Linked DNA regions of Homo sapiens: regions 1, 2, 3, 5 and 6 are each linked to region 4. A link is a loop called in an ENCODE intact Hi-C map of the cell type or tissue named here. Cell type or tissue: heart right ventricle. All regions are shown on one strand. Region 1 holds the start of LOC105375118 (a long non-coding RNA gene). Region 2 overlaps PRKAR1B (protein kinase cAMP-dependent type I regulatory subunit beta). Region 3 overlaps PDGFA (platelet derived growth factor subunit A). Region 4 overlaps DNAAF5 (dynein axonemal assembly factor 5). Region 5 overlaps PRKAR1B (protein kinase cAMP-dependent type I regulatory subunit beta). Region 6 has its middle 31 kb from the start of FOXL3-OT1.

Region 1 (4,000 bases), 400 kb after region 4:
TTGTGTGTGTGCATGTGGGTGCATGTGTGCTTGTGTGCACGTATGTATGTGTGTGTTTGTGTGCAGGTGGGTACATGTGTGCATATGTGCGTGTTTGTGTGTGTGTGTATGCGTCTGTGCCTGCATGTGTGTTTCTGTGTGCATGTGGGTGGACGTGTGCATGTGTGCACGTTTGTATGTGTTTGCGTGTGCGTGTGTGTTTCTTTGTGCATGTATGCACATTTGTGTATATGTGTGTGTGCTTGTGTGTGCATGTTTGTGTGTGCATGTATGAGCTTTTGTATGTGTTTGTGTGTGTATGTGGATGCACGTGTGTGTGTGCACTTTTGTGTGTGTGTCTCTGCATGCATGTGGGTGCACGTGTGCATGTGTGCACGTTTGTGTGTGCACGTGTGTTTCTGTGTGCATGTGGGTACATGTGTACATGTGTGCATGTGTGCACATTTGTGTGTGTGTTTCTGCGTGCATGTGGGTGGATGTGTGCATGTGTGCACGTTTGTGTGTGTGCGTGTTTCTGCATGCATGTAGGTGCATGTGTGCACGTTTGTGTGTGTGTGTTTCTGCATGCATGTGGGTGCATGTGTGCGCGTTTGTGTGTGTGTGTTTCTGCGTGCATGTGGGTGCATGTGTGCATGTGTGCATGTGTGCGCGTGTGTGCGTGTGTTTCTGCTTGCATGTGGGTGCATGTGTGCGCGTTTGTTTGTGCGTGTTTCTGCGTGCATGTGGATGCATGTGTGCATGTGTGTGCGTTTGTGCGTGTGTTTCTGCGTGCATGTGGGTGCATGTGTGCATGTGTGCACGTTTGTGTGTTTCTGCGTGCATGTGGGTGCATGTGTGCATGTGTGCATGTGTGCACGTTTGTGTGTGTGTTTCTGCGTGCATGTGGGTGCATGTGTGCATGTGTGCGCGTTTGTGTGTGCGTTTCTGCATGCATGTGGATGCATGTGTGCATGTGTGCGCGTTTGTTTGTGCGTGTGTTTCTGCGTGCATGTGGGTGCATGTGTGCATGTGTGCGCGTTTGTGTGTGTGTGTTTCTGCGTGCATGTGTGCATGTGTGCGCGTTTGTGTGTGTGTGTGTTTCTGCGTGCATGTGCGTGCCTGTGTCTGAACTGGCTTGGGGGGGTGGGGCGGGACAAGGACATTCCTGGACCCGGCGCTTGACAAGCTGCCAGGCCGTCCCCATTGTCATGTCAACCAAATATTTTCAGCCTCCACGCCCAGAAGCCTCCGGAGCTCGCTTCTCCTCGCCGCTCACACACCGCGGGCCAGACTTCCAAACCGCTAGGCAGATTTTGAGTCCCTTTTTTTAGCTGCTGAATGAAAAAAAATAAGCAAACACAAATCTGCTGATCCCGGGCCGCCCCCTTTTCTGGAGAATTTAATTTCCGAGCTTTGATCTGATACCAGGGCCCAGAGGACTTGTTATTTCTAAATAATGAGCTGAATGTCTGTGCTCCCAGCCTGAACTTTTCTGGTTTGGGGAAAAATATGACTTTCCATAGACGCTCTTTGATGCGGCCAGTGGCGCTGCCGGCTCCGGGATGAAAGGCCTTTCAGAGGGCAGGCGGCGCTGGGCGGGGCGGCCGGGCCGTGGTGCCCTCAGGACAATGCCCTCCGCAGGGTCCCCCCCCGCCGGCCCCTCCCTGGGCAAGGGCGGAGCTCGTTCAGCAGGAACCCCGGTGCTGGGACCTGAGCCCAGGGCCACCTGCATCGCGGCCCAACCTGTCTGGGGCCTCGTCCTCTCTCGGTGAGCGCGGGGGTCAGAGGGCGCCCGAGGCAGGGACTGTCAATCCTGGGCGGGTGGGAGGAGGGGGCTCCAGGGCCGCCTCCCCGGCGGGCCCCGCGCTCCACGGAAGGGGCTCTTCCTACCAACGTCATGCCTCAAACCAGGGCTGGGGGGCCCCGCTCCCAAGCTGGGGGACACCGGAGCAAACGGAACGGCGCAGGGCGGGCGCGGGCGGCAGCGCTGTCTGAGGTGCGGGCGGCACCTGCGCTTCCCCGGGAGGTTAGAGAAAGGCGCCCCCTGCTGGCGGCTGCGCCCTCGGGGGACCTGCAGGGCCCGAGGCCACGTGGAGACGAAGGAGCCCTCTCCTGGGGTGGGGGCACGGGACTGGGTTCAGCGCCTCCAAGCCTCTCCCCAGGCCCTCCACTGGGTGTTCTTGTTGGAGTCCGCAGCCTGCACAGTTCCAGCCCTGGCGGTCTGAGGCTAGGCGAGGGTGTGTGGACCAGGGAGACCCCGGCGCCCGGTGGGAGGGCCCAGCCCGCCCACCCCTGCCCTGGCACCTGCCGGCAGAGCCCCCAGCCCGCTCACCCCTGCCCCTGGGGCTGTCAGCATCCACGGGACGGCCACACCACACCAGGAAATGATCATTCCAGGTCAGGGCTGGGTGATTGCGGCGCCCTCTCCCCTTACCCCAGCGGTGGGCAACTTCGCACTTCGGATAGCATTTCCCCTGGGAAGAGGCCAAGCGTGCTTCGACAGGCGGCATCACAAAAGGTCAAGAGGCAAACACCCTCGGTCCGCCGCCTCGATAATTAGCTCCTCAGCCAGCCTGCAGAAAAGCCATCGGGCCTGGACAAGCTCCCAGGCACAGCACCTCACCACCCGCCCTCTGTCCTGCCCAGTGTACACACAGGAGCTCCTGGCACCCCGGAGGGCAGCCCCCAACCCTGAAACACACAGCGGCAGCGGCCTGACCTCCCCGGCACTCTCTACGTCATGTGTCTCAGATGGGGACCTGTGAGTCCCGGAACCTGACTCACGGGTTTGTGTCCACTCCTGGGCCAGGTGGGATTAAGAAATACTTTTAAAAAATAAATAGTTTCATTAACCAATAGTTCAGTCACAGGCAGGTTTGGAAATCGCAAGGAACCCAGTGGGGAAAAAGTAATGAAATCCAAATAAAGGTCTAGTTTAGTTAATGCTGGTGTGCCAGTATTGCATCCTTAATGTGACGAGTGCCCTGTCCTCGGGTAGGATGCCAGGAATGGAGGAAGCCAGGTGCAGGGTAGACCTAACTGTCTGTGCTATCTCCACAAGTTTGCTGTAAATCTAAACATAAAATCCGGTGGATCACTTGAGGTCAAGAGTTCAAGACCAGCCTGGCCAAGATGGTGAAACCCCGTCTCTACTAAAAATACAAAAAAAATTAGTTGGGCATGGTGGCAGGCACCTGTAATCCCAGCTACTCGGGAGGCTGAGGCAGGAGAATTGCTTGAACCTAGGAGGTGGAGGTTGCAGTGAGCCTAGATTGAGCCATTGCACTCCAGCCTGGGTGACAAGAGTGAAATTTCGTCTCAAAAAAAAAAAAAAATCTAAACATAAAATCTAAAATAAAAGTTTCATTAAAAACAGTTGAGAGAGGATATAATATAGGATCTTGTGGGTCACTCTAAGGTTGGATCCTGTGGGTCACTCTAAGGGTTTTGGGCTTTGCTGTCAGTGTCAGCACAATGATTTTACTTTTGCAGGTGGTGTGTCTCTCGGGACCAAGTGGATGTTGAGATACCAGCCGGACAGCTATTATACCAATGCAGAAAGAAGGAAATGGTGGCTTGGGTACTAGTGCCGGGGGACGGGGGAGAGGACATGGTTGCTTGGGCCAAAGGATGGTGCTGAAGTGGGGAGAAGGGGTCTGATTCCAGGTATGTTTTGAAGGTGAAGCCAACAAGAGTTGCTGACAGATTCAGCGTGGGGATGAGAGGAAAGGAGAGTCTGGGCTGAGCCCAGGGTCTCGCCTAACTAGCTAGAGGGATGAGGCCACGCTGACCCAGTGGGGAGTGGGGAAGGGCAGTGCAGGGAGGACAATGGGGAGTTTGTTCTGAGCATGTCCTGGCTGAGATGCCTGCTGGACTTCAAGCTCAAGAAACCTCTTGGATTTAAATCTAGAGTTGAGAGGAGAGGTTGTCCTTCAGGGGTCCATATGAAAGCTTCAGGTGCTTCCGAGGGATCCTCTGGCATGACAGGTCTGAGCCCGTCTTTCCCTCTCCGGCACTGCAG
Region 2 (4,000 bases), 66 kb after region 4:
ACTTTGAGGCTGCCTGCTCTTCTTCTCTCTGCTTCCCCGCTTAGGAAGAGTGCGGCAGAGAATCCTTTGCAGATGCATCCACCTGCAGGGTTTGCACACCTGCTGGCCTAATGACCCCTCCGTACAAGTTCAGGTTCAAGACAGATATCCCCATCATCACAGGCTGTGTGACTTTGCTCTTGTCGATCCGTAACAGTGTGGGAGATACATAAGGTTGTGCGAGAGATACGTAAGCTTGGAGAAGGGTAGAAATTATGTTTAAGACCTTTGATTTAAAGGAAGATAGTGCAACGTGGTTGTGAGGGAGGCTGCAACTCCCCCAGACCGCCTGCCTGTCCTTCTAGGATGGTGGTATTGCTAGTTGGCCTTGATCGAAGGGTTTCCCTGGGCCTTTGCACAGGATCTGTGAGAGGCATAGTGTCAACCTCACAGCCTCAGTTTCCTTCCCTGTCCTTGTCCAAGGCCCCACAACTCCTCAGGAGCAGAGCTAGGGTTTGAGCTCGAGTTCTTGGGCACCTAAGCCTGTGCTCCCTCCCCTGTAAGGACACATCACCTGCACCTGCCGCTACCCTGCCTGCATGGTGAAGGAAGATTGAGAATGGGTGATTTAGGCATTGCCAGTGAGCGGGGTCCATACTGTCCTGTAGTGAACTGCAGCTGCAGGGAGACAGCTCAGGGGTGAGACAGGACCAGGAGTTCCCATCACACAGGTGTTGGGCTGGAGTGGTCTTATTCCCAGGCACGCCTATGCACACAGTCATGCACACACAATCTCACTCAGATACCACAGAATTTAAGGTGTGTTTAAAACATCTTTTGGAAGGAGAGAGTTGTGGATGTCATTTATAAGTAATAACATTCTCTGAGCCTCAGTTTCCTCAGGTGTCAAATGAAGATAATAAAACCTACTTTGAGGTTGTTGTGAGAATATAAAGCAAGAATATCTATGTGTGTACTGTTATCACCACCATCATTATCATCACCATCATAGTCATCACCATTACCATCATCACCATCCCCACCATCACCATCATCACTGTCATCATCACCATCATTATCATCACCATCACCACCACCATCCTCATCACCACCATTGCCATCATCATCGTTATCACCACCATCATCATCACCATCCCCACCATCACCATCATCACTGTCATCATCACCATCATTATCATCATCACCATCACCACCACCATCCTCATCACCACCATTGCCATCATCATCTTTATCATCACCATCATCATCATCACCGCCATCATCATCACTGTTGTGGTCATTGTCATCACCATCTTTCTGTGGCCCTTTGGCTGTGTGGCAGTGGAGTCCATGAAGGTACTTCTTCTGGATGGTGCCTTGCCCCTTGGAGGCTGGCCCGGCTATCCAGACAGACCCCGCAGTCAGGCCCCACTCAGTACTTGGTCTGAGAAAGAGGCTGGGGTAGCCTTGAGTCATTCTCTGCTCCACCCTGGGCCTGAGTTGGTGAATAGGCCGCTCCGGGCCTCCCAGCACCCACAGTCAGCAGGAAGATCCCTAGGAGGCCACCTTGTCCCCACCTCACTGTACTGAACAGAGCTCTGAGACCCAGTGAGAGGGGGCCTTGGCCTGTTGCACTGACCCACACAGCAATTGTCCAGCTGGGGCTGGAGTGGGGTGTCCTTATCCCCTGGGACGGCACCTGCACAGCCCCTCTGCAGAGTTGAGTAGCTCCCAGGGCAGGCCCCAGGGTGGTGGTAGGTGCAGCCTTCTCACCTTGTGTCAGCTATTGGAGCGAAGCAGATTCCGCATCCTACCTGGGGTGCCCGGGGCAGTTACGCCTCGGCCAGGGACCTCAGCAGCCTCAGGAAGCAGCCCCGCGTGCTCCGGAGCTCTCTGATGTGCCAGGACCATGAAGGCTGTCCCTGGAGCGTGTGTCCCAGGGAAGCAGCCCCGCATGTTCCGGAGCTCTCTGATGTGCCAGGACCATGAAGGCTGTCCCTGGAGCGTGTGTCCCAGGCCTTGGGGAGTGAGGTGGAGGCCCTTGGGTTCTATCCCGGTCCCTTCCCGGCTTTCCCTGATTAGGGCGCCTGTAGGGGGAGCATCGCTGAGCTCCTGGGAGCCGAGAAACGTGATAATTGGGTGGCACCGTGCGTGTTTGTGTTGTGCGTTGGGCCTCCGGCGGGGACCTCATTACTGGAGCTGCCAGACGGGCACAGGCGAGGGCACCTCACCCTTGAGGCGGCCTTCCTGGCAGTGGCTCCAGCTCTCTGCTGCTTTAATTAAAACAGGCCTCTGGCTTGAGCAGCACCGCTGGCCTGCGCAGCTGTCTGTTATCTGTCGCTGTTTCTCTTCCTCCCACCCGCGTATCTCTGCAGTCTGTTTTTCCACAAACTGGCTCGGATCCTCAGGTGATGGGAAAAACAAGCCCTTCTGCCGAATTCACGGGCAGCTGAAGGGAGCTGTCTCCTGGCTTCTCTGAGCCTTCACGGCCCCCTCTCCCCATTCTGGCTTGGGCTTTGGGACTTTCTGCTTCCCTTTCGGGCAACATTAAAAAAACAAAATTAGCATTTTGGAAAATGCAGGGCCTCATCCGAGGAGATGCTTAATGGCTTGAACATGCAAAGAATTTGATTTCCATTTGCAGAAAGCCCAGCTGGATCTCAGCAGAGGAGACCTTGAGGTTAGCAAATCAGGGGCCACGTGAGCCCGGGAGGCTTTAGAAGCTGAATTCAACGGAGGCTGAAGCCTGGGGTTTGAAGCTTGCATCAGATGATGTATGCAATGGCCAGTCCCTGGGCCATGGGCCTCGGGCATGTTGTCTTTCTAGAGCTCCCCCGTGGCCCCCGAGGCTGCCGTTTGGCAGGGGAGGCAGAGAGAGGTTAAGCAGGCTGCGTCGGGCCACCCAGCTTGGAGTAGAAGCTGGGACTTTGACCTGGCTGGGATGTGGCTGCTTGGGGCTGACTTGCCCACCGTGAATGCACACACAGCTCATTAACCTGCCGGGAAAAGACAACAACCTTTTTAAGAGAACAGTCATTTTCCACACGCCTAGCGTTTTCCAGCTAATAACAAGTCTCGTGGCCTGCGCCTGGAGCTGCGGGGCAGTTGCAGCTCTCCGTGGAGCCTGTTTCAAAGGGTCTCCAGGGCTGGCGCTATCTAATACCACAGTGACAACAAGCCCTCTTGCTTTGTCTGATTTGTGAGTGGAGAGAAGAACCTCAGGTCTTTCTTACCACTTCCCCCAGGTGATCGTGGCCTGCGTGGATCTTGCCTGTGGTCCTGGCTGTTTGGTGCCCTGAGATTTTTGTTTTTGTTTTTTTGAGACACAGTCTTGCTCCGTTGCTCAGGCTGGAGTGTAGTGGCACGATCTTGGCTCACTGCAGCCTCGACTTCCTGGGCTCAAGTGATCCTCCTGCCTCAGCCTCCCGACTAGCTGGGGCCACAGGCGTGCACCACCACACCCAGCTATTTTTTTTTTTTAGTTTTTGTAGAGACAGAGTCTCGCTGTGTTGCCCAGGCTGGACTTGAGCCTCCTGGGCTCAAGCGATCCTCTGGCCTCAGCCTCCCATAGTGTTGGGATTGCAGGCATGAGCCACCACACCCAGCAGCTGCTGTAACATTTTGAAACTTGTGGAATTTGGTGGTGTGTGGTCTCCGGTACCACATCTTCTGACCCCTAGCCAGTTCACGTTTTGTTGTCACTGACAAGCCCCTGCAGACCTGGGGGCTGAGATGCTGCACGTGGCCTCTGCCTCCAGCACCCAGTATGTGGATGGGGACCCGAGGCCCAGAGAAGGTGCAGGAAGGCCCACTGCCCCGGGCAGGGAATGGGGCTGTCCTTCAGATGGAGGGTGCCAGGGCAGAGGCTGTGTTCATGCAGGCCTGAGGCTAAGCCCTGGTGCAGCACTGGCCACTGTGCTGTGTCGGGGACCACATAGCGACCAGAAGGAGGGATGCACCAGCTTTCACATTCCGACGGACGCCATGGGTCCTGGCATGGCTCCATTCTTGAGCCCTGGTC
Region 3 (4,000 bases), 230 kb after region 4:
CCAGTTCCCACCTCCTCAGACCCAGGCCCCCTTCATGTTCCCGCTTCTGGGAGGCGTCTTCTCCCTGCCCACCCATCCGAGGGTTGGAGGAAAACATCCGGCTTTGGACCCAGGGGGCTTTGGCTGAGGGGACAAAGGTCAGAGGGAACAGGAGGCCCATTTTGGAGGCTCAGCCAAGAGACCGGTCCTGCCGCTGCGGATGGAGGCGGCTGTCAACCTGGCGAGGAGATGGGCCCCAGAGCCTCAGACTCTGTGCCTGTGAGTGGGCATGGATGGGGTCAGCTGAGGTCAAAGGGGTTGGGGCTGGCCGGGAGGGGCCCCCAAAGTCTGTCCACCCAGGATGGGCATGGCATCCCCCATTTCCAGTTTTTATGCCTTTCCGGTCAACATTCAGAGGTCTCTTGTTAGAAGATGGATGGTAGTGAAGCTGGGAGTGTCACTGCCTGGCACAGACCCTGCTGGGATCACCAGGATGTGACTGACCGGCAGCCCTGGGGGAGTGACTGGCCGGGGTCCCTAGCTGGGTGGGTGTTTCCTTGCACTCTGCCTGGCACAGTTAGCTCTTGGTGCCTGGACGCCCGACTCTCCCCCAGACCCAAGCCTCGGGGGTAGGACAGGAGTGTGGGCCTGAACGTGGACCATGGGGATGAGATGCCAGCCCGAGGACTGCAGGGGTCTAGCCTGGACGGAGCTGGCTCTGAGCCCACCTTGCTGTGCTGGAGGCTTCCAGAAGGTGTGTGCTCACCTGGTGCTTGGGATGGGCCTCTGCTCCCTGGAACAGAGTGGCTGGGGTGTTACGGGTGAGAAGCTCCCAGCCACGACTCTGTCCACTCTCTGGGGTCTGGTGCAGGAGTCTCTAGGTGGGCGGAGTGGAGGTCCTCTTGAGCCAGGCTGGGCAGGGGCCTCTTACACGAGCTTGAGGTCTGGGCATTGCTTCCATTCTTAATGGATATGGGGGCAGTGCTGAAGGAGGCAGGATCTTCTTTTTTTTTCTTTGTTATAAAGACAGGGTCTTGCTTTGTTGGCCAGGCTGGTGTCAAATTCCTGGGATCACAGGTATGAACCTCCTCCACGCCCGACTTGAGGGATTTTTTTTTTTTTTTTGAGACAGAGTCTCACTCTGTTGCCCAGGCTGGAGTGCAGTGGCCCGATATCAGCTCACTGCAACCTCCACCTCCCGGGTTCAGGCAATTCTTCTGCCTTAGCCTCTCGAGTAGCTGGGATTACAGACACTCACCACCACGCCTGGCTATTTTTTGTATTTTTTTAGTAGAGATGAGGTTTCGCCATATTGGTCAGGCTGGTCTTGAACTCCTGACCTCAGGTGATCTGCCCGCCTCGACCTCCCAAAGTGCTGGGATTACAGGCGTGAGCCACCGCACCCAGCTGGGGTCCTCATGACCCAAGTCAGCATCTGGATTGAGTGACATTCCAAGTCTCTGTCGAGAGACACCCAGGTGGGGCTGTGGGGCGGTGGGGCCAGGGCTCTGGACTCTAGGCTTTCTTTCCGTGAAAGAGGTGAGAAGGAGTGCAGGCTAGGGATGGAGATTCAACGCTGTGTGACTCTGGGCAAGGGGCTTCCCTTGTCTGTGCTGTGTGTTCTCATCTCTAGAATGGACCACGATGGTGTCCTCACAGGGTAGCTGTGAGGGTTACAGTGACGGGCACGTGCGGTCCAGTCAGGTGTCTTTCATGGCTAATACTCTGTCTTGGAGCCTTGAAAGGGTCAGGCCGTAACCTGGAGTTGGGGTGGGGTCCCCCGCAGGGAGTGGCTGTCCCAAGCCCTCCTCAGGGGGTCTCTGCAGCTTCTGGGCTTTGTAGCAGTAGGGACTCGGCATCCCAGGTCTAGAGGGGTGACGGCATCCCTGGGTTGTAGTCTTGGGTGAGTTCGCGCCGGGAGTGTTGAGGTGGGGCGGCTTACGACGCAGATGAACTCAGCCGTGGGGAATCGGAATGTCTGGTGTGATAAGGTGCAGCCCACATCTCTGGGACGGAAAAAGGGGAGGGACATGGGGACCCCCCCCATCACTTGGGCTTCGGCTTGGGGCCTGGGGGCCGGGGTACCCCCCGTGGGGGTCCTGAGGACATTGTAGTCTGTTCTTTGGACTTGGCCTTCTTTTATGGAGGAGGTTTTTGTGAGAATCCAATATTCATTTTGTGTTCTTGGGAGAAAAATGTAGCTATTTCCTGGCCAGACAGAGGTGGCGGAACGGCCCGGAATCCTGGCATACTCAGAAACAGGTGCAATCATCGCTGTTTGTTTTTGTTTGATAAAAACGGGCTTGTCTGAGGAGGCAGTGGGTTCCCAGACGAGCGGCCGTGCCATGTGCCTTTCGCACGGTGCCCAGAGGGGTGGCATTTCTGTTGTGTCCTGGGAGCCCACGCGCCCGCGGTGGCCGGCCATCTCGAGTGGTTGAGAGCGAGCCTGCCCCTCGCCTGGGCGTCTGGTGTCTGGCCAGACGGGCCTGCGGTCTCTGCCGAGCCAGGCCCTGGTATCTGCCCTGCCGAGGGAACTAGGTGAGGCTGCTTGTTGACCAAAGAGGCTGTGCCATCCGGAGGGTCAGGGCCGGGAGCAGAACAGGGCGCCCTGCCCGAGCCCATCCCCACGAACCCAGATTTCAGAGCCCACCTGCCCCATGCCTCACTTGGCCACCCCTGCAGAGGCTGGGGGTGGGTGGGAGCAGCAGAGTATGGGTGCTTCGAGCCTGGGAGATGGCAGGGTGTGAGGCTGGTGCTGTTCCTCCTGCTGGGACCTGTGTCCAGGGCCTCCAGGGGAGGGGAGGAAGGAACTCGGTCCCTGCTGAGGCAGGAGGGGGCTGGGCCTGGTTTTGCGCACTGGGATCCCTAGTTACTTACTACCTGGGCAGTTCTTGACTCAGGGAGGGCTGAGGACATGCTTGCAGGGCTGGGGGTGGCTGAGGTCCCAGGTGGCCCTGCTGCTCCTCTTGGGGCTTTGCTGCAGTTCATCCTCGGGCCGGGCCTCTCCGACCCCAGGCCCTCAACAGGAGGGTGGCTCTAGACCCACTCTCTGCCTGTGGTGGGTGGGTGGTGGTACTGTGCTGAGCTTGGGGACCAGGGGGTGGGTTGGTTTTGGGGCTCTGGATTAGAATCCACGCCAGTGGCAGCCCACTCTTGAAGGCTGGCTTTGTCCTCGTTTCTGGGGCCTTCTGCATGTGCAGCCTCATTTATTCCTCAACTCCTGGGTGGGTGTGATTGGTCTCCGTTTTACAGATGGGAGGTGGAAGTGTGTGCACGGCCTGCGGAGGCCTCTCTCTGGAGGATTCTGTCCTGGGGAAAGGGGCAGATTGCCGCGGGAGTGTGGAGGCTGATCTGAGGCCTCCCGAGTGGAACGGAGCCCCATGTAGGAAGCGGCAGTGTCCTGGCCGCTTTCTCTCACGCTTTGTGACGTAGCGAAACCTCCCAGGCCAGGTCCTGTTTCTGAGCTGGCTCCTGACCCCAGGCGCCCCACGCCCTGCAACTGTTGAGCTCATACTTGGCTGTCTGCTCACGCCCCAGGCAGCCCAGACCACTTCACACGCCTGCAGGCACCCTTTGCACTGTGGGTTAACCATTAACTCAGCCTCGGACAAGCCTGGTCCCCAGCGCCTTAGGGACCGGCTTACCTTCGGAGCCTGCCTGGTCCCAGGGTGCAGAGCTGACCTTCTCCCTGGGGGCCCTGCTGATGCCCAGTCTCCAGAGTCTGGAGTCCCCCCTTCCCCCCAAGAAGGTTGGGAAACATTCCCCTCCTCCCTCCTTCACCCTCCTGACTGCCTGGGAGGCAGGGCCACTGGGCTGGGGGCATCTGGCCTTGGGCTGAGGTCTCCTCATTCACCCAGCAGCGTGCATTCCCCCACGCCCCTGTGCTCAGGGGGTGACCCGGCCTCCGTTTCCTTTCTAGCCTCAGTTTCCCCATGAACCGTGAGGGGTGAAGTGGGTGATCCATAGTGGCTGTTCTTGCATTTAGACCCTGCATGCGGCAGGGCTGGTTCCGTGGGCACAG
Region 4 (4,000 bases):
TCCACAAAAAACCTATTAGAACAGATAAACAAATTCAGTAAAGTTGCAGGATACAAAATCACCAAAAAAGCCCCAGTAGCATTTCTACATGCCAACAGTTAACAAATCTGAAAAAGAAATCAAGAAAGTAATTCCATTTACAATAGCTACAAACAAAATAAGATACCTAGGAATTAACTTAACCAAAGAAGTGAAAGATCTCTACAATGAAAACTATAAGGCCAGGCGCAGTGGCTCACACCTGTAATCCCAGCACTTTGGGAGGCTGAGGCAGTCGGATCACGAAGTCAGGAGATTGAGACCATCCTGGCTAACATGGTGAAACTGTCTCTACTAAAAACACAAAAAATTAGCCAGGTGCGGTGGCAGGCACCTGTAGTCCCAGCTACTCGGGAGGCTGAGGAAGGAGAATGGCGTGAACCTGGGAGGCGGAGCTTGCAGTAAGCAGAGATCGCACCACTGCACTCCACCCTGGATGACAGAGCGAGACTGTCTCAAAAAAAAGAAAGAAAACTATAAACCACTGACATGAGAAAACTGAAGAGGACACACACAAAAAATGGTAACATACTCCATGGACTGGAAGAATCAATATTGTCCATACTACCCAAAATGTCCATACTACCCAAAGCAATTTACAGACTCAACGCAATCCCTATCAAAATACCAATGACATTCTTCACAGAAATAGAAAAAATAATCCTAAATTTATATGGAACCTCGAAAGACGTTGAATAGCCAAAGCCATCCTGAGCAAAAAACAAAACAAGACAAAAACAAACAAAAAACTGGAGGGATCACATTACCTGACTTCAATTTATACTACAGAGCTACAGCGACCAGAACAGCTTGGCACTGGCATAAAAACAGACACACAGACCAATGGAACAGAATAGAGAAGCCAGAAATTAAATCCATACATTTACAGTGAACTTATTTTGACAAAGGTGCCAAGGACATATCTTGGGGAGAGGACAGTTTCTTCAATAAATGGTGCTGGGAAAACTGGAACTCCATATGCAGAAAAATGAAACTGGACCCCTATCTCTCACCATGTACAAAAATCAAATCAAAATAGATTAAAGACCTCAATCTAAGACCTCAAACTATGAAACCACTAAAAGAAAACATTGGGGAAACTCTCTGGGACATGGCCTGGGCAAATGGGATCACATCAAGTTAAAAAGCTTCTGCACAGCAAATAAAACAATCAATAGTGAGGAGACAACCCACAGGATGGGAGCAAACAGCTGCACAAATACCCATCTGACAAGGGACTGACAACCAGAATCCATAAGGAGCTCAAACTCAATAGAAAAAAATCTAATAACGCGATTTAAAAATGGACAGATCTGAATAGACATTTCTCAAAAGAAGGCATACAAATGGCAAACAGGTACTTGGCAGGAACGTGACAAACACTCATCTCTGAAAAGCTGTCCATGCATCCCCAGTCTCTCCTGTAACATCTGTTGCTCCCGGAAGGTCTCTCTTGACAAGAACAGGCCTGGTGGCCTCACCAGCAGCACACATCGAGCAGGAAAACTGCAGCAAAGCTGAGCAGCTGCCGACTGCAGGCCTGGCGACAACCAGGGCACCCCTGCAGGGCGAAGTCCATGAGTCACCCACCTGAGGGCGGCACAGGGCAGTTTGTTCAAGGCCTGCTTCACAACTGCACGGCCATACGTCCGTCCTGCCTGCCTCGCCGGGGTTCTGGGTGTGGTCAGTGTCCTGGGCTCGGAGCTGCAGTCATGTGAGCGTGGGGAGATGCATTAGCCCCTGCCGCACTGGGACACCCCCTTTCCACAACTTCAGACACCATCCCGGGGCCTAAGGCTCCAGGGCGGCTAGACCGCCTGTGTCCTGACCTTGCTCTGAGGCTCACCTGGCTGTGCTACCTGAGTGAGCTCTGAGGCCTCTGAGCCTTGTAAGGAGGAGATGAAGTTATTTCCAGGCCCTTCCAGTGAAGTTCAGTGATTTAAGCCGAGTCTAGCAGGCTGCTGGAAGGTTTCCTACGAGTCAGAAGGCAGTCAGGACCTTCTGTGCAGAGAGGATGGGGTCCCAGGGCACCAGTCCCTGGGTTGTTGAGGGGGTGGAGGTGTCTGCAAGGAGCCCACATGGAGCTCCAGGACGGGGTCGCAGGGCTGATCAGAGTAAAAGGGGCAGCACCGTGACTCCACACGAAACTCACGTGAAGGGCCGTGCAGGGTCTCTAATAGGACGCAAACCCCATTGGGAAGAAACGGGCCATGCTGGAAGAATTGTCTTGGGCCACACATAAAATAACACTAACACTAATGATAGCTGACGAGCTAAAAGAAAAAAAAAAATCACAAAAACAATCTCGTAACATTTTAAGAAAGTTTATGAATTGGTGTTGGGCAGCATTCAAAGCCGTCCCGGGCTGCATGTGGCCCACGGGCCGCAGGTTGGACAAGCTTGCTTTAGATCAACAATGTGATGTCAGCTTTCTAACAGACAGCTATTGATACAGAGTAGGCTGCTTATACATAGCTACCAATACAGTTATAGCATTTATAGGCAGCTGTCGACACATAGTTATGGTATTTTTAGAGTTACGGTATAGTTATACTGAGTTACACCGTTTACAGCTAGCAATAGAGTTCCAGTATTTACAGAGCGTGCTCCACAGAGTTCCAGTATTTACAGACAGCTATCGATACAGTGATGGTATTTTTAGACAGTGACGGTATTTTTAGACAGTGATGGTTATTTTTAGACAGTGACAGTAGGCTTACACCGACAGCTATCAGCTATGGAGCTTCAGTATTCACACAGAGCTCTCCATACAGAGTCATCACACTGTTTTGAGGAGTAAGACTTGGCCCATGACACAGACTCCACTTTCCTTGTGGGCCATGCTCTGCCTCAGGCTTAAGGAAGGTGGGAGAGAAAAACCAGCCGGCCGCCTGCACTTCTTGCTGGGCTCTGTTCTTGCCCTGGCCCCTTGAACTGCCCTCCGCAGCCCAAATATTTAGCCAGTGCCAGAAGTGCCTGCTGCAAGTGCCGGGCAGCATGGACACTGACCCCGCACTCTGCCCACTTTCTCCCCACTGGGCAGAGCCTGATGTCCTCAGGGGCCCTCTGTGCTGCCTGGTGCCGAACCCACGCCAGCTCCAGGAGGGGCCGGCCAGCGTACATGGTGACTCAACTTCCGCTGGCCTGATGAGACCAAGGGGGGTGAACAAAGGCTCCTGGTGGGAAAGGGTCCCCCTGTGTCTCTGCGCACAGCCCCTAGGCAGCCACTCTGCTGCTGGAGGGAGAGAGCCGGAGAATGAAGCCTGGCCATGGAGGCAAAGCAGGGGTGTCCTGAGCAGGTGCTATGTCACACCTGGAGCCGGCCCTACGGGTGGACCCCAGCAGCACAGACGAGGGAGCGAGTCAGGGCTTCCATCCTGGCCCCAGAATACCCCGAGTGACTCTTCAACTCACCACCTTCAAGCCATTTCTCATCAGGAAACCTACCTCTTCAAGGCTGAAACCTGGAACCATGCACAGTGAAGAGGCCAGACACAAAAGATCACATGTCTGACTACGATGACAGGTAACTCAGAGACAGAAAGATCAGAGGTCACTCAGCTTCCCCGGTGGCCACAGTGTGTAGCATTTTAGCAAGTCACTGGGGCCTCAGATCCAAGACATGCCCTCCAGGCCAGATTCTGCCAGCAGTAAAGCCAACACTCAGCCCCATCTGTAGGACTCCTGCCTGCCTGCCTGCCCGTCTCTTGGTGGGTTCCAAAGCCCAACGACATAATTATCCCCAACAAACCAACCCCGACTCCACTCTTCTCCCAGTCCAGGTCCACCAACCATGGTGGCTTTTCGGGAAAGTGCGTCTTGATGGATGGGAGCACTAAGGAACCTTCTGCAACTGCTGAAGTGCACACTGTGCCTAAGAGACAATAACTACACAAGTCATCCTTTCTAACATCCTTGGAATTCATAACATCAAACATTAAAACAGTTCAGCTCTCTTCTA
Region 5 (4,000 bases), 74 kb after region 4:
AAAATCTGGGAATCTGGGCCAGGCACAGTAGCACAAACCTGTGGTCCCAGCTACTCCAGAGGCTGAGGTGGCAGGTCGCTTAAGCCCGGGAGGTGGAGACTGCAGTGAGCCGAGATCGCGCCACTGCACTGGGCGACAGAGCGAGACTCCGTCTCAAAAACAAAAACAAAAACAAAAGCCCTCACAAGGCCCATGCGTCTGGACGTGCAGAGCTGTGGAGGAAGCAGCCTCTTGCTGTCCTGCCGGTGTCCATGGTCGCGGCCTGGGGTTTCCTCCCTGGGCTGGTTTTTGCAGCCGTCGTCTTCTTGCCTCACCAGTGTTGTTGTTTCTCCTCTCCCCATTGGCTCCCAGCTCCCTTCCTCACAGCTGCCTGCATGCGCAGAATATTCCGGCTCGGGACGGCGTGTGCGGCCACCATGTGGGTGCCCTCCTCTCCCCCTTTCGTGGTCACTTCGGTGCCTGTGGGCTGAATCATATGTGGCAGTTGGAAGTGCTCCACTAGGATGGAAGCTATACTCACTCATTCATTCAACAGGTGTTTAGTGAGCATCTCCTTCAGGCCAGACCCCGCCCGAGGGGTTGAAGATACTGCATGCGCAACACAGACCACCCCCTACCGTACCTGGCTTTACTGAGCTTTTTTCTAATGGAAGAGACTATAAGTAAATGAAATAAATTGTTAGAATATAGGATGAGGCAGTGAGACGTGCTGAAAAGAAACACAAGGTGGTGCAGGGGGTGGGGATGCAGTTTTGGTAGAGACCAGCGTCTTAGGATTGTGTCATCCTCATGGTTTGTGAGCCGTCCTGCACATCTCCGCAGAGTGTCTGTGCTGTGTGTGTGAGGTTTTTATTTGCCTGGTGTCATGAGACCCATGTTGGTGACTCTTTCTTAGCTTACAAATGACTGCGAGATAATATTTTTTTAAAAACATTAGGCCAGGCACGGTGGCTCATGTCTATAACCCCAGCATTTTGGGAGGCTGAGGTGGGTGGATCACTTGAGGCCAGGAGTTTGAGACCAGCCTGTCCAACATGACAAAACCCTGTCTCTACTAAAAATACAAAAATTAGCCTGGCATGATGGTGGGTGCCTGTAGTCCCAGCTACTCAGGAGGCTGAGGCAGGAGAATCACTTGAACCAGGGAGGTGGAGGTTGCAGTGAGCTGAGAATGCACCACTGCACTCCAGCCTGGGCAACAGAGTAAGACTCTATCTCAAAAAAACCCAAAAAACAAAAAACATTTTATCGTGGAAAACTTCAAAAGTATATGAAAGAAGAGTGGCTTTCGTGAGCCGCCGGCTTCCATAGCACAAGGTCATGTTCAGGCTGCTCTCATCTCTCTTCCCTCCCACTTTCTCCCGACCCTGATCTATTTTGAAGCAAACCTCAGCCATCAGATCATTTTGTCTGTGAATATTTCAGTGTAAGATGCTAACTTTGTTTTTTTCTGAGACAAGGTCTCACTCTATTGCCCAGGCTGGAGCACAGTGGTGCAGTCATAAATCACAGCAGCCCCCACCTCATGGGCTCCAGTGATCCTCCTGCCTCAGCCTCCTAGTAGCTGGAACTACAGGTGTGCACCACCATGCCTGGCTAATTTTTAATTTTTTTTGTAGAGATGGGGGTCTCGCTGTGTTGCCCAGGCTGGTCTTGAACTCCTGTCCTCAAGCAGTGCTCCCTCCTTGGCATCTCAAAGTGCTGGGATTACAGGTGTGAGCCACCGGACCCCGCCAAGTTGCTAATTTTTGATCTAGTTTCTTGTCTTCATAATCACATCACTGTGGATAGGTGAGGTTGGGGTAGCACATTCGCCGTCCATATGCTGGCTCACGGAGCTGCTGTCTCGGCCTGTGTTTCTGACGTGGGCCTTGCTTGTCGGGTTTGCATTTCTCTCTGCATTTAATTGGGAGCCTCTTTAGAAGGTGGGTCTGCTTCTGAGCTTCTTTCTGCTGCTGCAAAGCTGGGCTCAGTGGGAATTACGCAAGCCTCGCTGGTTCATGAGGAGGTGGAGGCTGTGAGAAGAAATGAAAGCGCCCCTGAGCCCAGACAATTATTTTCTTCTTGTTTTACAAGCCTGTTGCTGAAGACTCGACATTTTCTGCTTTACGTCTTGTGTGGTGACAGCTGGTTCATGCTTGTCCTTCAAAAAAAGCAACAGTTGCTAAGAGTCCCACAAACAAAGATGTGCTTTGACTCCCAGGAACAGCTGTGGAAGGACAGGGTGTCCTGTCGGCTGCTATGTCCAAATATTCAGACTGCCCAAAACGGCGCCTCAGCCCCTGGCGCCGCTGGGTACTGCCCCTCATTCCTGTCCACCACCCCCATAGCTTTGTATTTTCTAACGGTGAAAAAATGCCTTCTTACTTCTTGACCAGAGACACGAAGTCCTCTGAGTTAATTGAGTCTAAATATGGGGTATTGAGGGAGAAGAGGTCAGCATGAATCATTCACCCATTCATTCATTCATCCATCCATCCATCCATCCATCCATCCATGCACACATTCATTCATGCATCAATTCCTTCATTCACCCATCCACACATTCACTCATGCATCCATTCATTTGTTCACTCATTCATTCATCCATCCATCCATCCATCCATCCATCCATCCATCCGTCCGTCCATTCATCCATCCATTCATTTATCCATCCATGCACACATTCACTCATGCATCAATTCCTTCATTCACCCATCCACACATTCACTCATGCATCCATTCATTTGTTCACTCATTCATTCATTCATTCATCCATCTATCCATCCATCCATCCATGCATTCACTCATGCATCCTTTCATTCATTCACCCATCCATGCATTCACTCATGCATCCATTCATTTATTCACTCATTCATTCATTCATCCATCCATCCGTCCATCCATCCATCCATTCATCCATCCGTCCGTCCATCCATGCATTCACTCATGCATCCATTCATTCGTTCACTCATTCATTCATTCATCCATCCGTCCGTCCATCCATGCATTCACTCATGCATCCATTCATCTGTTCACCCATTCATTCATTCACCCATCCACACATTGACTCATGCATCCACTCATTCATTCATCTATCCACACATTCACTCATGCATCCATTCCTTTGTTCAGACATTTATCCATTCATTCATTCATCCATCCATGCATTTACACATCCATCCACTCATTTGTTCACCCATTTATCCATCCATTCACTCATGAATCCATTAATTCATTCACCCACTTATTCATCCATTCACTCATTCATTCATTCATCTACGCATTCACTTATGCATCCATTCCTTTGTTCCATTTATCCATTCATTCATCCATCCATCCATCCATCCATTCCCTCACTCATCCATTAATTCCCCCCTTATCCATACATTTAGTCATCCATCCACACATTCACTCATACATCCATCCAGTCATCCATTCACTCATTTATCCACTCATTCATTCACCCACTTATCCATTCATTTATCTATCCATTCATACATTCATTTCTTCATCTATTCATCTAGTCAGTCATCCATTCATTCATGCATCCATACATTCACCCATGCATCATCCATTCATTCACCCATTCATTCATTCATTAGCTCATGTATCCACTCATTCATCCATCCATGCATTCACCCACCCATCCACTAATTCACCTATTTATCCATCCATTCAGTCACTCATTTATCCATTCATTCATTTTTCCATTCATTCATTCACCCCTCCACACATTCACTCAGGCACCCATCCATTCATTCACCCATCCAGTAAATCCTGGTTGGATCTCCTCTGTGCCCAGTGCTGGAAATCGTGCTCACAGATGTAGACACAAGTGGGAGGAGAGCCCAAGGAGAAAATGACTTTCTGGGGAGGTGGAGGTGGATCTTTGTCTTTCAAAGGCTCATAAATGGATTTTTCTGACTCAGTGAGAAACCCAACCACTTACGCGGGGGCAGACCTTGTATCCCAGAGAGCAGCCTCACATGCTGTCTCATGTAACTCCCCAATGGACCCA
Region 6 (4,000 bases), 410 kb after region 4:
ACATGAGGCTGGAATGGTCACTGCTAGAGTGGCCATGGGGGCCAACCCCGCACCCCACCCTGTGGCGTTGGTGTCCTGCCCACACCAGCACTGACATCCCTCCAGACTTCCAGCAAATTCTCTCCTATGACCCTGTTAGTGGGGACCATGGGTTTTGTGTGGTTTCTCAAACATCTCTGTGGGCGTACCTGTAAAATCAGAGGACGCCAAATGTGTGGCCCCACTGTGATCTGGGGGCACAACCCCACACAGCACCCACCAGGTTCAAAATTGCTTCAACATTTCTGTTTTTTAAACAGGATTTCATGGAAACTTTGCATTCAACTCCAGAGGACATCTGTGTTTGCTTTAGTACAAAACAATGTGTTAAATGGTTTTCCACTGTCAACGGACAGAATGACAACACATGTAGTTTAAAGATCTTAATGGACTCTATTTCGATTCTAGAATCGGGCAATGTGTCCCTCTGTAAAACAGAACTAGTGCTTCCTCGAGCTGAGCAGAGGGGGCGGCTTTACAGATGGAAAGGGCTTCCTAGAAGAAAGCAGAGGCAAAGAACACAGGCGGAGGGGTCGTTTCAAAGTTACTGTCCCTGCAGGGCGGGGACAGGGAGCAGAAAAATACAAAAACAACCAATCGATTGTCTCACATCGGGTGACTTCAGGCTAAGGATTAAAGCAGAGGGAACTTCATTCCACACTGATTGAAGACTGGAACCGGCCTGTTTGGGAAATTGGCCATTCTCTCTCTCTCTCCTTTTCTTTCTTTCTTTTTTGTTTTTTAAAATAATTTATTATTTTTATAGAGACAGGGTTCCACTGTGTTGCCCAGGCTGGTCTCAGACTCCTGAGCTCAAGCCATCCTCCTGCCTCAGGCTCCCAAAGTGCTGGGATGACAGGTGTGAGCCGCCGTGTCTGGCCAATCGCCCTCTCTTGATTTTTTGGAAGGTCAGATGACAACTTCGGTTGGGTTTGGTGACAGACAGCCTGACCATGGGTGACTGCATTTGATTTTTACCCAGAGCAGGCGCTTAGTTCAAAACCATGGTCTTCCATAATTTTTATGTAACTAGCACAGCGGAGGAAGAAGACACTAGGGGGGCGCCTTCCCACCTGCCTGGATTTCCCGACTCCGAGCCTCCCTCAAGGGGAGTGGATGGCACCTCAGTTTGAGAGGCCGGACTTCCTGGGTCCCTCTCCTGGCAGCTGCTCAGGGTCCCTGAGCCCCCTGTCCCCTGCCCTCTGTCCTCAGCAAGGGCCCTGGGTGGGGTCTTTTCCAGGGGGCAACTGCTTAGGGTCCCTGGGGCCCTTCCTTGCCCCTCTGTCCTCAGCAAACCTCTGGCCTGGGTCTGTCTCCTGCTCAACATCCCTGGGCCCCCTCCCCGCCTTGCCCTCCTGGCCCCAGCAAGGCCCCAGGCCTGGGGTCTGGGCAAGACCCCTCCTAGGTCAGGACAGGAGTGAATCCAGAGACCACTCGGCTTCAATTTGGTGCAGAGGCCCTAAAGGGCATTTGAGAAAAGATGGGGTAGGGAGGGGCCTGAGGGCAGCCGGACTGGACGCCAGGGGCTGAGCAGGTCACTGTCTCGCTGAGCACCAGGACAGCTGCTCTGCAAGCGTTCCCCGCGTTTCAGCCCCTCTTACAGGGTGGCTGTGGGAGTGACTGCGCGAGAAGATGGGTGTCAGGGGCTTACAGAGCCAGCCTTCTTGGTGGAGCCCTCCCACTGCCACCCCAACCCCGCTCCGTCCAGGGCGCTGCTCTCTTTCGGGGCGTCGGGCTGCAGGCCTGGACCCCAGACCTGGGTCTGCGGGGCGGCGGGGGCGGGGCCTGGGCCTCGGGGGGCGTGGCCGGGGGTTGGGGCGGGGCCCGGATCACCGCCCTCTGCGCCTGGCCCAGCCCGCGGCCCGGCCCATCCCTGGCGCTCTGCTGCCACCTGGTGGCGTGGCGCGGCCGTGCAGCCTCGGCCTCACCTGCGGGACAGCAGGTGCACCGAGCTCCTGGAAGGCGGCTGCTGGGCGGGCGCGGACGTCCGGCTTTAGGGGACAGATCTGGAAAGGGTGGGATGACGGGAAAGCTGCCCACTCCTCAGCGTCCGGTCAGGCCTCGGCTTCCGTGGCCAGACAGGGAGAGGGGCTTATGACAAGCACATCGCCACCTGGGCTAGGGAGTCCCGCGCTGCACCTCGAGAGCTAGGAGGGGCTGCGCATGAGGGGCCCGCACCCCTCGTTTTCCAGCTGGGAAACTGAGGCTAGAAAGGCCTTGGCGGCGCTTCCCAAGGGCAGTCCTCCCGTGCGCTGACCACTCGCCGCCTGGTCTGTGGATGGAGCCTGTGGGGCAAACAAGGAAACAGGCACACAAAACTGTCATGCAATGAACGCAGCCTAACATCAGAAAGCATGGCATAGCTACTTCCCACAGCGGGAAGTGCAGTGGAAAACACAGCAAAGCCGGAAGGCCACAGCCTGGGCTTGTCCCATGGGCGCTGCTGTGGCTGGGTGGGCTGGGTGTGGAGTGATGCATGAAGCCGGTTGCTGCCGAGGCCTGGGGCAGGTGGAGGAGGGCGATCCCAGAGCTCTGTGGGCCATAAAGACGTGGACTTTATTCTAGGTACCTGGCAGGGTTTCCTAAAGGGGGCTGCGGGGAAAAGGAGTGTGACATGATGTGGTTTCAGAAGTCCCACCCTCCCTGCAGGCCTGGCTGGAGTGGGTAGGGACATGCTGGCTTCAGGTGAGTGTCCTGGGCAAAGGGGCTTAGGGCCAGGCTGTTAGGACTTCAGCACAGAGGCTGAAGGATTTGCTTTGGGGAGAGATCCAGGGAGGTTATGGCCCACTGCCAGGTGTCAAGCCAAGTCACCCACAGGTGTGATGGGAACAGGGCCAAGTGACGTTTTTAAATGGCCCTATTTTCGATCCCGGGGTTACATTGTTTGCATGATCTCATTAATTCAGCACAATAGTCCTGGGTGTTTCTCTCCTTATCTCGCTTAATTGGCGTAACAGCCTGTGAGTCAGGCACTATTGCCCCTATTTCAGGCACAAGGAAGCTGAAGGCTCAGAGAGAGTTGAAGTGCTCTGTCTTACCCAGCAGGAAGGGGCTGCAGGATTCATCCTGGGCCAGACTGTGTGTGTGCCATTTTAAAACGAAGACACAGGGCCAGGTGCGGTGGCTCACGCCTGTAATCCCAGCATTTTGGGAAAGGCCGAGGCGGGCAGATCACGGGGTCAGGAGATCGAGACCATCCTGGCCAACATGGTGAAACCCTGTCTCTACTAAAAATACAAAAAAAAAATTAGCTGGGTGTGCTGGTGTGCTTGTAATCCCAGCTACTCTGGAGGCTGAGGCAGGAGAATCACTTGAACTCAGGAAGCGGAGATTGCAGTGAGCCAAGATTGCACCACCACACTCCAGCCTGGTGACAGAGTGAAACCCCATCCAAAAAAAAAAAAGACACAGTTCCTGTAACAGAAAATTACCATTTTAAGGTGTACAAGCCAGCTGTTTTCAGTAGATTTACAATATTGTACAGCCATCACCACTACCTAATCCCAGAACATCTGCATCACCATAAAAAGAAACCCTGTACCTGTTAGCTGTCCCTCATAAGTGTCCCTCCCCCAGCTCCTGGCAACGCCCATCTGCTCTCCCTCCCTGTGGATTTGCCCATTCTGCACATTTCATACAAATGCAATCATGGAAACAGTGGCCTGCTGTGCCTGGCTTCTTTCCCTGAGCAGGGTGACTTTGAGGCTGTCCAGGTTATGGTCTGGGTCTGTGCTTCATTCCTTTTCATGGCTGAATAATATTCCACGGCATGGACAAACCACACTTTGTTTCTCCATTTATCTGTTGATGGACAGGTGGGTTGCTTCCACTTTGTGGCTGTTGTGAGTGATGCTGCTGTGAACCTTTGTATCCTAGTATCTCTCTGAGTTCCTGTTTCAGTTCCTTTGGGTGTATACCTAGGATTGGAATTTCTGAGTCTTACAGTAATTATGTTTGCCTT

The links. A loop is a pair of places that touch in the nucleus more often than their neighbours do. Peaks named below come from ENCODE experiments on the same cell type or tissue, not always from the same donor. Only the 100,000 strongest peaks of a DNase experiment are listed, where the experiment ranks them.
Region 1: it touches region 4 in a loop (9-fold over the local background); 35 of 110 quality-filtered maps call a loop at or near these places.
Region 2: it touches region 4 in a loop (2.7-fold over the local background); 16 of 110 quality-filtered maps call a loop at or near these places.
Region 3: it touches region 4 in a loop (2.4-fold over the local background); 27 of 110 quality-filtered maps call a loop at or near these places.
Region 5: it touches region 4 in a loop (3-fold over the local background); 18 of 110 quality-filtered maps call a loop at or near these places.
Region 6: a loop joins it to region 4, with 4 times the contacts of the local background. A loop is called at or near these places in 35 of 110 quality-filtered maps.

The regions. Positions count from the first base shown.
Region 1 is chr7:330,835-334,834 of GRCh38, reverse strand. It overlaps LOC105375118 (a long non-coding RNA gene), which reads left to right and starts at 1,570. Exons shown (of 3, transcript XR_926965.4): 1 at 1,570-1,747; 2 at 2,626-2,788; 3 at 3,472-4,000. RefSeq lists enhancers at 329-988, 989-1,650 and a silencer at 1,910-2,099. In heart right ventricle, CTCF peaks have their summits at 1,829 and 2,032 (motif pointing left); DNase peaks (open chromatin) are centred at 1,174, 1,744 and 2,024; H3K4me3 peaks cover 1,061 bases; H3K27ac peaks cover 1,026 bases.
Region 2 is chr7:664,213-668,212 of GRCh38, reverse strand. The region is part of intron 4 of PRKAR1B (protein kinase cAMP-dependent type I regulatory subunit beta); the gene reads left to right. Among named protein-coding and RNA genes, the nearest start is that of DNAAF5, 60 kb to the left of the region's middle. In heart right ventricle, a CTCF peak has its summit at 2,069; DNase peaks (open chromatin) are centred at 2,190, 2,699 and 3,965; H3K4me3 peaks cover 759 bases; H3K27ac peaks cover 3,433 bases.
Region 3 is chr7:503,280-507,279 of GRCh38, reverse strand. The region is part of intron 4 of PDGFA (platelet derived growth factor subunit A); the gene reads left to right. Among named protein-coding and RNA genes, the nearest start is that of PDGFA, 15 kb to the left of the region's middle. RefSeq lists an enhancer at 2,805-3,582. In heart right ventricle, no CTCF peak of the experiment used is centred here; no DNase peak of the experiment used is centred here; H3K27ac peaks cover 1,994 bases.
Region 4 is chr7:730,013-734,012 of GRCh38, reverse strand. The region is part of intron 2 of DNAAF5 (dynein axonemal assembly factor 5); the gene reads right to left. Among named protein-coding and RNA genes, the nearest start is that of PRKAR1B, 4.7 kb to the right of the region's middle. RefSeq lists an enhancer at 2,648-3,147. In heart right ventricle, a CTCF peak has its summit at 1,627 (motif pointing right); a DNase peak (open chromatin) is centred at 1,644; H3K27ac peaks cover 3,450 bases.
Region 5 is chr7:655,887-659,886 of GRCh38, reverse strand. All of the region lies in intron 4 of PRKAR1B (protein kinase cAMP-dependent type I regulatory subunit beta), which reads left to right. Among named protein-coding and RNA genes, the nearest start is that of PRKAR1B-AS1, 55 kb to the right of the region's middle. In heart right ventricle, no CTCF peak of the experiment used is centred here; a DNase peak (open chromatin) is centred at 2,046; H3K27ac peaks cover 1,111 bases.
Region 6 is chr7:320,209-324,208 of GRCh38, reverse strand. No RefSeq gene overlaps it. Among named protein-coding and RNA genes, the nearest start is that of FOXL3-OT1, 31 kb to the right of the region's middle. RefSeq lists a silencer at 1,776-2,025. In heart right ventricle, a CTCF peak has its summit at 1,951 (motif pointing left); a DNase peak (open chromatin) is centred at 1,938; H3K27me3 peaks cover 518 bases.